Linked DNA regions of Homo sapiens: region 1 is linked to region 2. A link is a contact called in ENCODE Hi-C or POLR2A ChIA-PET data. All regions are on one chromosome and are shown on one strand. The core of a region is the stretch at or near the end of the contact, and the rest is flanking DNA. Distances in the headings are between cores, read along the strand shown. Region 1 holds the start of COMMD10 (COMM domain containing 10). Region 2 overlaps LVRN (laeverin).

Region 1 (5,200 bases), core at 1,015-3,514, 110 kb before region 2:
TCCATTTGGCAAATTTTCTCTTTCTTTTGGGCAAACCAAACTACTAGGGAAACCTTGTACTGCGCAGGGAAGAGCCTTAATTTAGTAGAGCGTTTATATAAACACTTAACCCAAAAATGGAACTCTGAAAGGGGTGGGAGGAGAGGAATAGCAATTATGGCAATTACACCAAAAACATAAAAGAATACTGCAAGGCAAATAACTTTTCAAATACTATGTACAAAATCATCTGGGGTCACTAAGCACACAGTTATTTTAAAACCCTGTTTCAACTGTAAAATCAAATTTATTATTACAACAGTAATCAATTTTGAGATAGGGTCTTACTCTGTCACCCAGGCTGGAGTGCAGTGGCACGATCTCAGCTCACTACAGCCTCTGCCTCCTGGGTTCTAAGAATCCTTGTGCCTCAGCCTCCCAAGTAGCTAGAACTACATGCGCGGGCCACAGCGCTGGCTAATTTTTGTATTTTTTGTAGAGACAGAGTTTTGCCCTGTTGCCCAGGCTGGTCTTGAACTCCTGAGCTCAATCAGTCCTGCAGTGGCTCACCCCTATAATCCCAGCACTTTGCAAGGCCAGGGAGGACAGATCACCCGAAGCCAGGAGTTCCAGACCAGCCTAGCCAACATGGTGAAACCCCATCTTTACTAAAAATACAAAAAATTAGCTGGGCGTGGTGGCGGGTGCCTGTAATCCCAGCTACTCAGGAGGCTCAGGGAGGAGAATCGCTTGAACACAGGAGGCGGAGGCTGCAGTGAGCCGAGATGGCGCCATTGCACTCCAGCCTGCGCAACAAGAGGGAAACGCCCTCTCAGGGAAAAAAAAGAGAGAGAGATTAGCCCGCCTCAGCCTCCCAAAGTGCTGGAATTACAGGCATGAGCCACAGCACCTTTCCTGTAATAATCAACTTTAAATGATGTGATGAGAACAATTCTATACTGCACCATATTGGATACAGTTTACTGATGTAGCGGTGTTCCCCAAGACACTGGTATGAGGAAAGAAACTGGCGATCAGAACCAAAGTGAGGCAGGAAAATAGGGTCAGGAGGCTGGGAACATAAAGCTGATTCCCACTTCAGCTATGACAAGAAATGTCCTCTCCATATGGCATAGGCGGAGAAAATGACTTTGTAACTTTACTTCATCCTCTTCATTTACATAGGGAGTACACCAAGTAACCAATGGAATCCTCTAGAGGGTATTTAAATTCCCAAAAATTCTGTAGGGGCCCTTCAGCCCCTATGCTCAAGCAGCTCCCACACTGTGGAGGGTAGTTTCATTTTCAATAAATGTCTTCTTCATTCTTTCCTCGCTTTCTTTGTGCGTCTTCTCCAGTTCTTTGTTCAAGACGCCAAGAACCTGGACACCCTCCACTGGTAACAAAAGGAATCCAGAAAGAAGGAAAAACTTTAAAATAACTCTTTTCTTCTGAAAGATTTCTACCCAATCCAAGCACAAAGAAATTACTTCCGAACACTATTTTGCCTATATACTTCAGTACTTTTTCTGTATCCACACGCTACCTGCACTATTGCTTATTTTTTCACAAATTGAGTCTTTTTTTACTTAAATAATGTTAAAGGGGAGCTTTATATCACTACCATGGACAACCAACTTTATCTACCATAAGTAGAAATTAACTAAAAATCTGTTTAAAATGCAAATAAAAGCAAATGCTACCAAAGCCAGGCTAGATTCTTCTACCAACCAAAAATTCGGTCCCCTATTCGATACTGATTTAAAAGGGGTATTAACACATGTTGGCTATTAAAGACCCTCCAGCAGCAGCGTGAGCCTTTCCCACCAGAGTGTCTGAACCGGAACTGAAATCGGAAACGGAATACCGTTCCACGTGATTCGGCAGCACTGAAGGCAGCACCCGGGAACTTCTGATACCAAACTCCGCGAACAGTGACGCAGACCCCACGCTTGCAGACCACACGCTTCCGTACAGACCTCAGCTGCCAGGCGCACTGTGAGCCCCACAGGTGGACCACCGTGACTGTAGAGGCGCTACACGGCCCCACGCACTCCGCAGACGCAGCGTCGCAACCTCGGCAGCCCACCCCACCCCACCCCACTCAACCGGGCCCGCCGCGGCGCCCAGGCGGCAGGCAGCAAGGACAGCCTTGTGCGAGCCCGATCTGGGCCTTCCTGGGCGCGGCTACCGCAAGAGCTTAACGGATCAGCTACCTGGGGCTCTCCCGTAGGATCAGCGCCGCGGGGACCGCCATCTTCGGCTTTCTCGCACTGCCGCCGTCTGTTAGCTGCGCCGAACCCAGCCAATGGCGGCCGCGGCGGACGGAAAGCCGGAAGGCCCAAGCCGCGCAGGGGCCGTTTTAGGGCTCCGGGTCTCCTGCGACCCGGGCGCCGGGAGACTTGTCCCGCAGTCCTGGAGGGCGGAGAGGGCAGCCCAGTTGCCCTCCCGACACTCCAATCGTGTTGGAGTTAAGTCTGTGCATATATATGTCTTTATATTTATATATTATATATGTATGTACATACCTGGATAGGGGTGTGTGTCTGTATTTAATAGGGCAGGTTTAAGCAAGTCTATGTACAGACCTGTATAGATATATGTGTGTATGTTCGTGCATAAATATATACATTATTATTTTTAATAGGGCAGGTTTAAGCAAGCCCGTGTATACATACTTGGATAAATGGTGTGTGCGTGTGTATATTTTTTTAATAGGGCGGGTTTAAGTGAGCCTGTGTGTACATACTTGGATAGGTGATTTGTGAGTATTTTTTTTTCCAGCGTTTGGGCTACAGAGAGGCAGGCATTTGAGCGAGCTCCCCCGAGCCTGCCCAGGAAGCGGCGCATCACCCCTCAGGAGAGGTGGTGCCTCCAGTTCCACCCTAAGCACTGTGCCGTCAACCCCTCCTGTATCTGCATCTGCAGGGCTTGTAGTATGTACGTTCAATTCCTTCAGCAACGTTCAATGAATGAGTGCCTACTGTGTACCAAGCACTGTTCTAGGCACTGGAGATACAAAAGGCCAAAATTCCTGCCCTCAGGGTTTGCCGGCAGTCTAAATGGACAAGTATTTGTTGCACCCTTCTTTAGAGTCTGACAGTGCAGAGTAGGGGAGATGAATCGCTGCAGTGAGTGATGTCAAAGACCTCACCCAAGACTAGGGAGACACCATGTTTGCATAAATACCTTGGTCTGCCTTTGAGAAAAACATGGAGTGAGTTAAAGGAATTCAGATGTGGGAGCAGTGAAAGGCATCCGAGGTAAGATCAGGAAAAGCTCCCTAGGGCAGGTGGCAAATGCGGTGGGTCTGCAGAGATGTGGAGGGTGAGGCTGTGTGTTTCAGGTCAGTAGAGTAGAAGGGCGGTTTGACGTTTGAAGAACAGGAATTTAGACTAGAAAAAGCCTTTAATGACTGGTTGTGGCATGTGCACTTAATCTGGTGAGAAATGGGTAAGCATTAAATGTTTTTTCTATCCATTAAATGTTTTGAACCAAAGAAATTTTGCAGTGGGAGTTGGATTTTTGAAGGTTGCTGTCAGCAGAATGATGATTGAAATGGAAAGAGGTAAGCAGGAGAGCTACCTGGAAACTACTGCAATAATCTATAGAAAGCAGTAAAATCCTGTGGTACTAAAAAGGCATTGGTGAATTAAAAGATAGTGGATGGATTAGTTACGTTTCAGCAGTAGAATATTCAAGAGCTGCCAAAAAATTGAATTTAATTTTCCTTCCTAATTATGTTTTACTTAAATTATTATTTAAATTAGTTGGAGTTCCTGGAGCAGCCCAAGAACAACCTAACTGAAAGGAGAAACCAGATTGCACATTAAATCTGAATAATCTCCACATGGATAATTGAGTCAATTATACAGTGTGTTGAACACATACAAATACATTTAGTTCCACAACACTCTACAGTCCCCAATGTATGCATATCTGAAAAAGATGTATGTGAATCTACATAAATTATAGGTCTCTGATCCAAACACAGATGACCTCATCTGCAACTTAAAAGGGTCCCAGTTCCCTCATTCTTTGAATCATTTCCCTTTTGTCTTGATTCCTTACCTGAAGTAGAACCACTAACCAACTAAAACTGTTTCAAATCCCTAATGAAGTTCACCCTCTGATTGCCTTAAAAATATATAGCCAGAATTTTGAGCAAAAGAGCATCAAGATGGCTCAAATCCCAAATCCATGTAACCTTGGACAAAGTACTTAACCTCAACAAGTTTCTCATTCCCAATCTGTAATGGGGATGAGAATAATGTCTGCTCCCTTGGATCTTAATGAGATTTAAATAATGTGGTACGTATGTAAAAGAAACATTCTACCCTCCTTAGAAAACAAAACCCAGACCTCTTAGGTGTTCACAAAAGCAAGTCTCCAGTGGACACAGAGGCGACTCACTCTAATGCTCTTCATTTTCAATGATGGGCTGATTACTTCTTATTACCATGTTTCTATAAAGGCGTGATGCTGTGAATAGTTTCACACCTCAAATGAGAACCTCACCCAAGATATTTCTGCATTCTCTGGAATATAGACATCTATGTCCATGAAAAGTCCTTTTAGTTGTCTGCTATTATTGTGTGGGAGTCTTAAGTCTCTTCGTAGGTCTCTAAGAACTTGCTTTAGAATCTGGGTGCTCCTATATTGGGTGCATATATATTTAGGATAGTTAGCTCTTCTTGTTGCATTGATCCCTTTACCATTATGTAATGCCCTTCTTTGTCTTTTTTGATCTTTGTTGGTTTAAAGTCTGTTTTGCTAGAAACTAGGATTGCAACCCCGGCTTCTTTTTGCTTCCCATTTGCTTGGTAAATATTTCTCCATCCCTTTATTTTGAGCCTATGTGTTTCTTTGCACACAAGATGGGTCTCCTGAATACAGCACACCAATGGGTCTTGATTCTTTATCCAATTTGCCAGTCTGTGTATTTTAATTGGCGCATTTAGCCCATTTACGTTTAAGGTTAATATTATGTGTGAATTTGATCCTGTCATATGATACTAGCTGGCTATTTTGCCCATTAGTTGATGTAGTTTCTTCATAGTGTCAATGGTCTTTACATTTTGGTCTGTTTTTGCAATGGCTGGTACTGATTTTTCCTTTCCATATTTAGTGCTTCCTTCAGGAGCTCTTGTAAGGCAGGCTGGTGGTGACAAAATCCCTCAGCATTTGTTTGTCTGTAAAGGATTTTATTTCTCCTTCGCTT
Region 2 (5,636 bases), core at 2,670-5,169:
ACCAACACACTCCAATTATCATGGCACCTTAGAATTCTCCTAAGACCTAAAATACAAGCACACCCTTTACTTTTAAACCACAAAATAATATTTGTTTTATTACATCGTAAACCTTTAAAACCTTTTACAAACAGAATAGAAACAAATATAGCGAATATGCAACATCAGTCTTTTGAGAACCAGCTCTTTATAAAGCTAGGATTACTTCTTTGAGAATGGTCCATTGCTTTCATCTTCCACTAAAGTAAAAGTCAGGGGAAGAATGTCTATTTTTTTTCTTTTTCTCACATGCCTCCTCTTCTTCCTAGCTAAAAACTTACAAAAAGTTTTATTTTGGACACTCTTGGGAGTAAACAATATGGGTACATGCTGATTGAACAAAACAACTTTCAATTATATATGGGTAAAGGTATCAAATCCCTGCTGATTCTTCCTCCATCTCCATGGCAAAATACAAAGAGTGACATTATCCCACCACACACTGGTGACTTACAGGGAAAAGCTTAGGGACAAGAATACCCCGAGCAGACGAGAAGACGTCAGGTTTACCCCCTGCAAACACTGCCTGAGTCTGATGACAGCACAGGTCCCAGCAAACAACTTTCTTCTCAAAACAAACAAAACAAAAAAACCCTGCAGTCTCATTATCCCATTTGCCAAGACTTGCTTACCTGGGAACCCGTCTTTAGATGACAACTGTGGATGCTAAATTCCTTTTTCAACCAAGATCCTGAGACTTAAAGTCTCTGATACATTTGTTTTTGCATCAGGCCCAATTCTTGGATAAATAAGAGGTGAATTCAACAAAGATATCTCAAGAGTATATGCCATCCATTACTTACCCTTGTGATCCCTCCTTCACCATCATAAGGCTGCTGCTTGCATAAGAATTCACACAGCTTTAGGAAGGACACATAGGACGGTTGGCACGTGCAAACAACTCTCAGTCAGCCATTTTGAGGTGTCATAACCTCATTGTATTGACAAAAACAATAATTTATAGTAAGGCCTGTTTTGGCTTACTTGCTCTTGCCCACATTATTATATGCTTACTGGCATAGACTGGAACGAGCCCTGTGGGCTCTGGCACCAGCTACTTTCTCTGTAAGACCCTACTCCACTCCATCTACTACCAACTGAGCAACGCAGGACAGTCACACAATCTTGTTAAGCCCCAGTTTCCCCACCTAGAAAATAATGACACTATTTACCTTGTACTGCTGTTTGAACTTTTAAATTATTGGTAATTACATTTACCAATAAATCACCTTTGAATTCTCCTATATCCCTTCCGATCTCACAAATCATTCTTGATACAGATGAACTATAGAAGAACTCAAAGAGGGATAAGTTACAGGATGGAATGGATGCTTGGAAATCACTAGTTACAGATGCATCTTTAAAAGTCCCAGGGTTGGGGGAGGTGGGGATGGTTAATGGGTTCCAAAAGAAAAACAGTTAGAAAGAATGAATAATAACTAGTATTTAATAGCACAACAGGGTGACTACAGTCAAAATAATTTAATTGTACTTTTAAAAATAACTAGGGTATAATTAGTTTGTCACATAAAGGATAAATGCTTGAGGGGATGGATACCCCATTCTCCATGATGTGATTATTATGCATTCCATGCCTATATCAAAGTATCTCATGTACCCCCACACATATATACACCTACTATTATACCCACAAAAATTAAAAATTGAAAAAAAGTGTTCTAGGGGCTACAGCTGACCACAGATTAAACATGAGTCATATTCGTCGCCCTGGTAAATTTGAAACTGCTAGAAATGAGAGGTTATGTATCTTTTTCTTCTGTATCATTTATAATAGTTGGCAAAAATCTGGGTTCATAGCAATTGTATAAGTATTTGTTTAGCCAAGAAATAATATAAAATAAAAGCAGCATGATATCAGTATATGCAAAAGAATATAAAGTACTTTGGCAGAGTTTGTTATAATGGCATTTGTTTTATGGTTTTGGTTACTGTCTTTAAGGGGATTGGACAAAGTAGAGAAAATTCAAGCCATTGACAATATAGTGGAAAGAACAGGCGTGAAGAGGAAATTCAGCCACCTGAATTCTTGCTCGGAATCTGTAAAGACTGTTGTGTAACTTTGGGAAAGTTGCTTAATATACCACTTAAATTTTCTATGAAATGTAGATGATCTCTAAGGCCACTCAGAACTCTAAAACTGTGATTCTAAGAGAGATTAAGATATCCAGCAGGATGGAAAAAGAGCCCATGAGTCATCTAAAGTTGGGAGAAACAACCCCCTTCCAGGTTCATGCATGGCCTTCAGGAGGTCTTTGAGCCCTCTGAAATTATAGGATATTTTGTACAACTGGTGGCATATTAAAAAATACATGCTCATGTATTTTTTAAAAGCCAACAAATGCCTATTGTCTTTGTAACAGAAACTATAGGAAGTAAAGCTTGATCATACGTTCTCAGCTGCCATGACCTCACAAAGCTTATGAATCTCAAAGAGACTGCAAGGTGGGGAGCGGAGAGAAAATTATACTCCTTAAGGAAGTGGGAAACTTTTATTTTACAGGTTCCAAAAGTGAACCTGGAGTGTAAAAGCAGGTGGAGACGCCAGCTTAAAGAGTCACCACTTCAGCAAATCAAACATCAAGCAAGCATCTTCCAATTCCATGATTCAGGTCTCCAAATAAGTAAAATAAAGTCTCTCAAATTTAATTCAACTATTTCCCTCCCTAGTTTTATGCAAACAAACCAAAAGTTAGGGGAAAATCCCTACGACACACAGCCTTTGGCTCTCAACCTTAACTGCAAAAGTCAAGTCTAACCAGCAGCACATATGATCTAGTTATGCCACCTCTGAGAACCTCACAGTGGTGTTTCCTTCCCTTTTCTCTGTGCTTTGGACTCAAGCTACCCTGTAACGATATTTTGACTTCAGAAAATAGAACCATCCACCACCCTCTCCTCCCTTCAAATCTCACTGAAACATGCTATTATGGTGTCCATTAAGTCTGTGTTTAGAATGGTCAGCTGGTGAGGGAGTTAATTTGGGAGAATTTGTCTCCTTGTGGGTCAGTATTGCAGAGCAACTTTCCTGCCCTCTTGTCTGGAAAGAGAATCATGGACTCACTGTTTTCTTGTGCTGGAAGTGGATCATGGACTCACTGCTTTCTTTGTGGTCAAGAACCACATGACACCCTTGGAGAATAAACCTACTACAACATAAACAAAAATCTACTACATCCACTCAGTAAGCTATTTCATTCCAAATTATTTTATGAACTTTGTATGTCTACAGCTCTACTTAACAAGTGCTGAATAGCATAGCCGGTCAAGTATTAAATAAAACTCTTAGGCAAGTTGTCCTCCCACAGTTTTTTTACACAATAACACACTCAGAAATCAAAATGTTTAGTAGAGCCAGATGTTACACTACTGGACTGTGGTTCAAGGGTTGGCTTATGAATCACGTTTGTTTATTACTTGTGTAATAGAATCTGAAAACTGAAGTTTTCACCAGGCAACAAAACATAATAGATATAAAATTCCAGAGAAAGGTGCCAAAACATGTTATGAAGATTTTCAAAATAAATGGCCTTGAGAACCTGGGTATGCCTGTTGGGCTTCTCAGCTACATGAGGGCCCCAGAAGAAGGGTCAGAGAATGGAGACAAAAGAGATTGGAGAAGCTATCTCTTGATGGAGGGGAGGGGGAAGCATTACTTTGCCAAGCTTTCCACGCTCTCAGGGAGTTGGGAGGAGGGGCAACCTTCTAACTATGGGCTTGGAGGAGAGAATCCCTCAGAGAGCAGTGAAAGTGTTTCCTGAGGCTGAGAGGCTTAGAAGCCCAACTCACTTTTGAGAAAGATGAAATTGATGGTATGGCCAAGGTCTAACTCCTACCAGGTGGGGATCTAAAAGGCATGAGAATGGCTGACTTCTTTGGAGTGCTGCTGCCTTGGGACTCATGCCAGTCCCAGGCCAGGGAAGCATGAGCATTCCTTGCAAGAGCTGTGTCCCCTACCATACAAAGTGAGCCAATATGGGGACTGTCTTGATTTAGTCCAGTAGAGCCACCTGGAGGAGGCTGGAGGAGCTTTGAGATACGCTGCTTGGTGTCTAGGGGCTGAGGAAGAAGTCATGATGACTATCAGAACAAAGAAATAGAAGTTGCTGAGTCAAGGAAATTGTAGAAAAAAAGAGGAAAAACACTGAAGAATCCAGGAAAATGACATCTCAAGGGGAAAATGCATCTGTAAGACCAGAATGAGACCAAATGACAACAGTGCCAGCTCAAGTAAGAAGTCCTATGTGTCACCTCTCCCTGTCACCCCCAGCCCCATGGACTCCCGTGGAATCAAAATAGCAGCTATCAAGATAGGCAAAGAAGAGTAGAAACGTGAGGTAAAGAAAAGAAGAAGGACTACCACCCTGTACCTTAATGCAGGCTTCCATCCTAAAAACTAGCCCAAGAGTAGGGAGTGGAAGATGGGAGAAAAATGGAGGTGGGAGAGAAAGAGGTTTAACAGTAAATTAAGTTCAAAGGTTTGAATATTACACAGGACTGGATTTTCTAATTTTCTCATCTAACTTACTTGTGACTTAGTTACTGTAGATCACCTGTCACTTAAGAATAAGCAGGAACTTATAGGCTGCTGGGGTCCTCATGCAGAGCAGAAAAGTTACCCCACAGACTAAATTTCCCACTGTAAAAGGACAATGGAAAAACGAAGTTGTGTTTTTACTAATCTGTAAGCTATGCTTTTTCAATATGCTAGCTATACGTATTTTCAAAAGACACAGGATCTGAATCTTTGCTGTGCAAAACCATCTCCCAGAGAGGACTGCTCAGCCACATGAAATATATGGGTTTGACACCTTTATAGGATAATGAAATGACATTTTCCTCTGTGACACCAGCATCATGTGTCTGGCACTTAAGTTCTCTGACCTCGTTTTGAGACTTACAAATTCTTTTCCTGATACTGCTCAAATTTCTCTCTTGTGTGTCATACCCTAATCACCATGCCAGATTTCCTAGCATAAACAGCAACTGCAAGAAAGTCTGTTTCTATTCTCTGTTCACTCTGTCTAAACCTGCACAAATTCATTGATTTTAATCATGCTGCTTTCACCTTTATTTGGCCCCCCAAAATATCCTAATTTTCACCAACTATTTCACACTTTCCTTATTTGATCTTGATCTTTCTATTTTCATTTCTTTAAATATCTTTCAGTTCCTTCTTTTCTTTAATCAAGGGAATGCTAGAATCAAAAATGCAAGAAGTATTCTGGGAATCTTTGAACAAAAGTGGGAGTGTATGAGTTCTCTCATTAAATTACAAAAGTGAAGAGACCTTAAAGAGTCCCACCATCTTAATTGACAGATGTGAAAACTGACTCCCCAGGAGTTTATGCAACTGATTAGACGACCAGCAAGTGCACAGTGGTACCAGAATCAGGGCTCCAGGTCCCAAGCCTGGGGTCCTTTCCAATGCACTGACTGCTTTGAAGTACATAACGTAATAAATACTAAAACTAAACTAAACTGAGATGTCATGAAGACGACTAGAGATTAACTTTATAATTAATAGCATTCCCAAATCTAAAGATAATGAGACTTCTGTTTGCCACCACAGGGAGTAA

Evidence for each region. A loop is a pair of places that touch in the nucleus more often than their neighbours do. ChIA-PET counts read pairs that join two places held with the same protein, here RNA polymerase II (POLR2A). Pooled maps may share reads with other maps.
Region 1: a pooled map shows a loop between it and region 2 (2.5-fold over the local background). The contact joins the promoter of COMMD10 here to the enhancer-like site in region 2. A Hi-C loop is called at or near these places in 2 of 37 single-sample maps with no recorded cell type and 3 of 50 pooled maps. POLR2A ChIA-PET finds 5 or more read pairs at or near these places in 2 of 52 experiments (SK-N-SH and WTC11).

The regions. Positions count from the first base shown.
Region 1 is chr5:116,082,089-116,087,288 of GRCh38, reverse strand. COMMD10 (COMM domain containing 10) reads right to left here and starts at 2,264. Exons shown (of 7, transcript NM_016144.4): 1 at 2,196-2,264. The coding sequence starts at 2,236. RefSeq lists enhancers at 1,723-2,017, 2,311-2,470.
Region 2 is chr5:115,977,508-115,983,143 of GRCh38, reverse strand. The region is part of intron 1 of LVRN (laeverin); the gene reads right to left. Among named protein-coding and RNA genes, the nearest start is that of LVRN, 18 kb to the right of the region's middle. Within about 2 kb of position 3,919, at least 2 of the 41 ENCODE cell types and tissues checked have a DNase peak (open chromatin) inside an H3K27ac peak, as active enhancers do.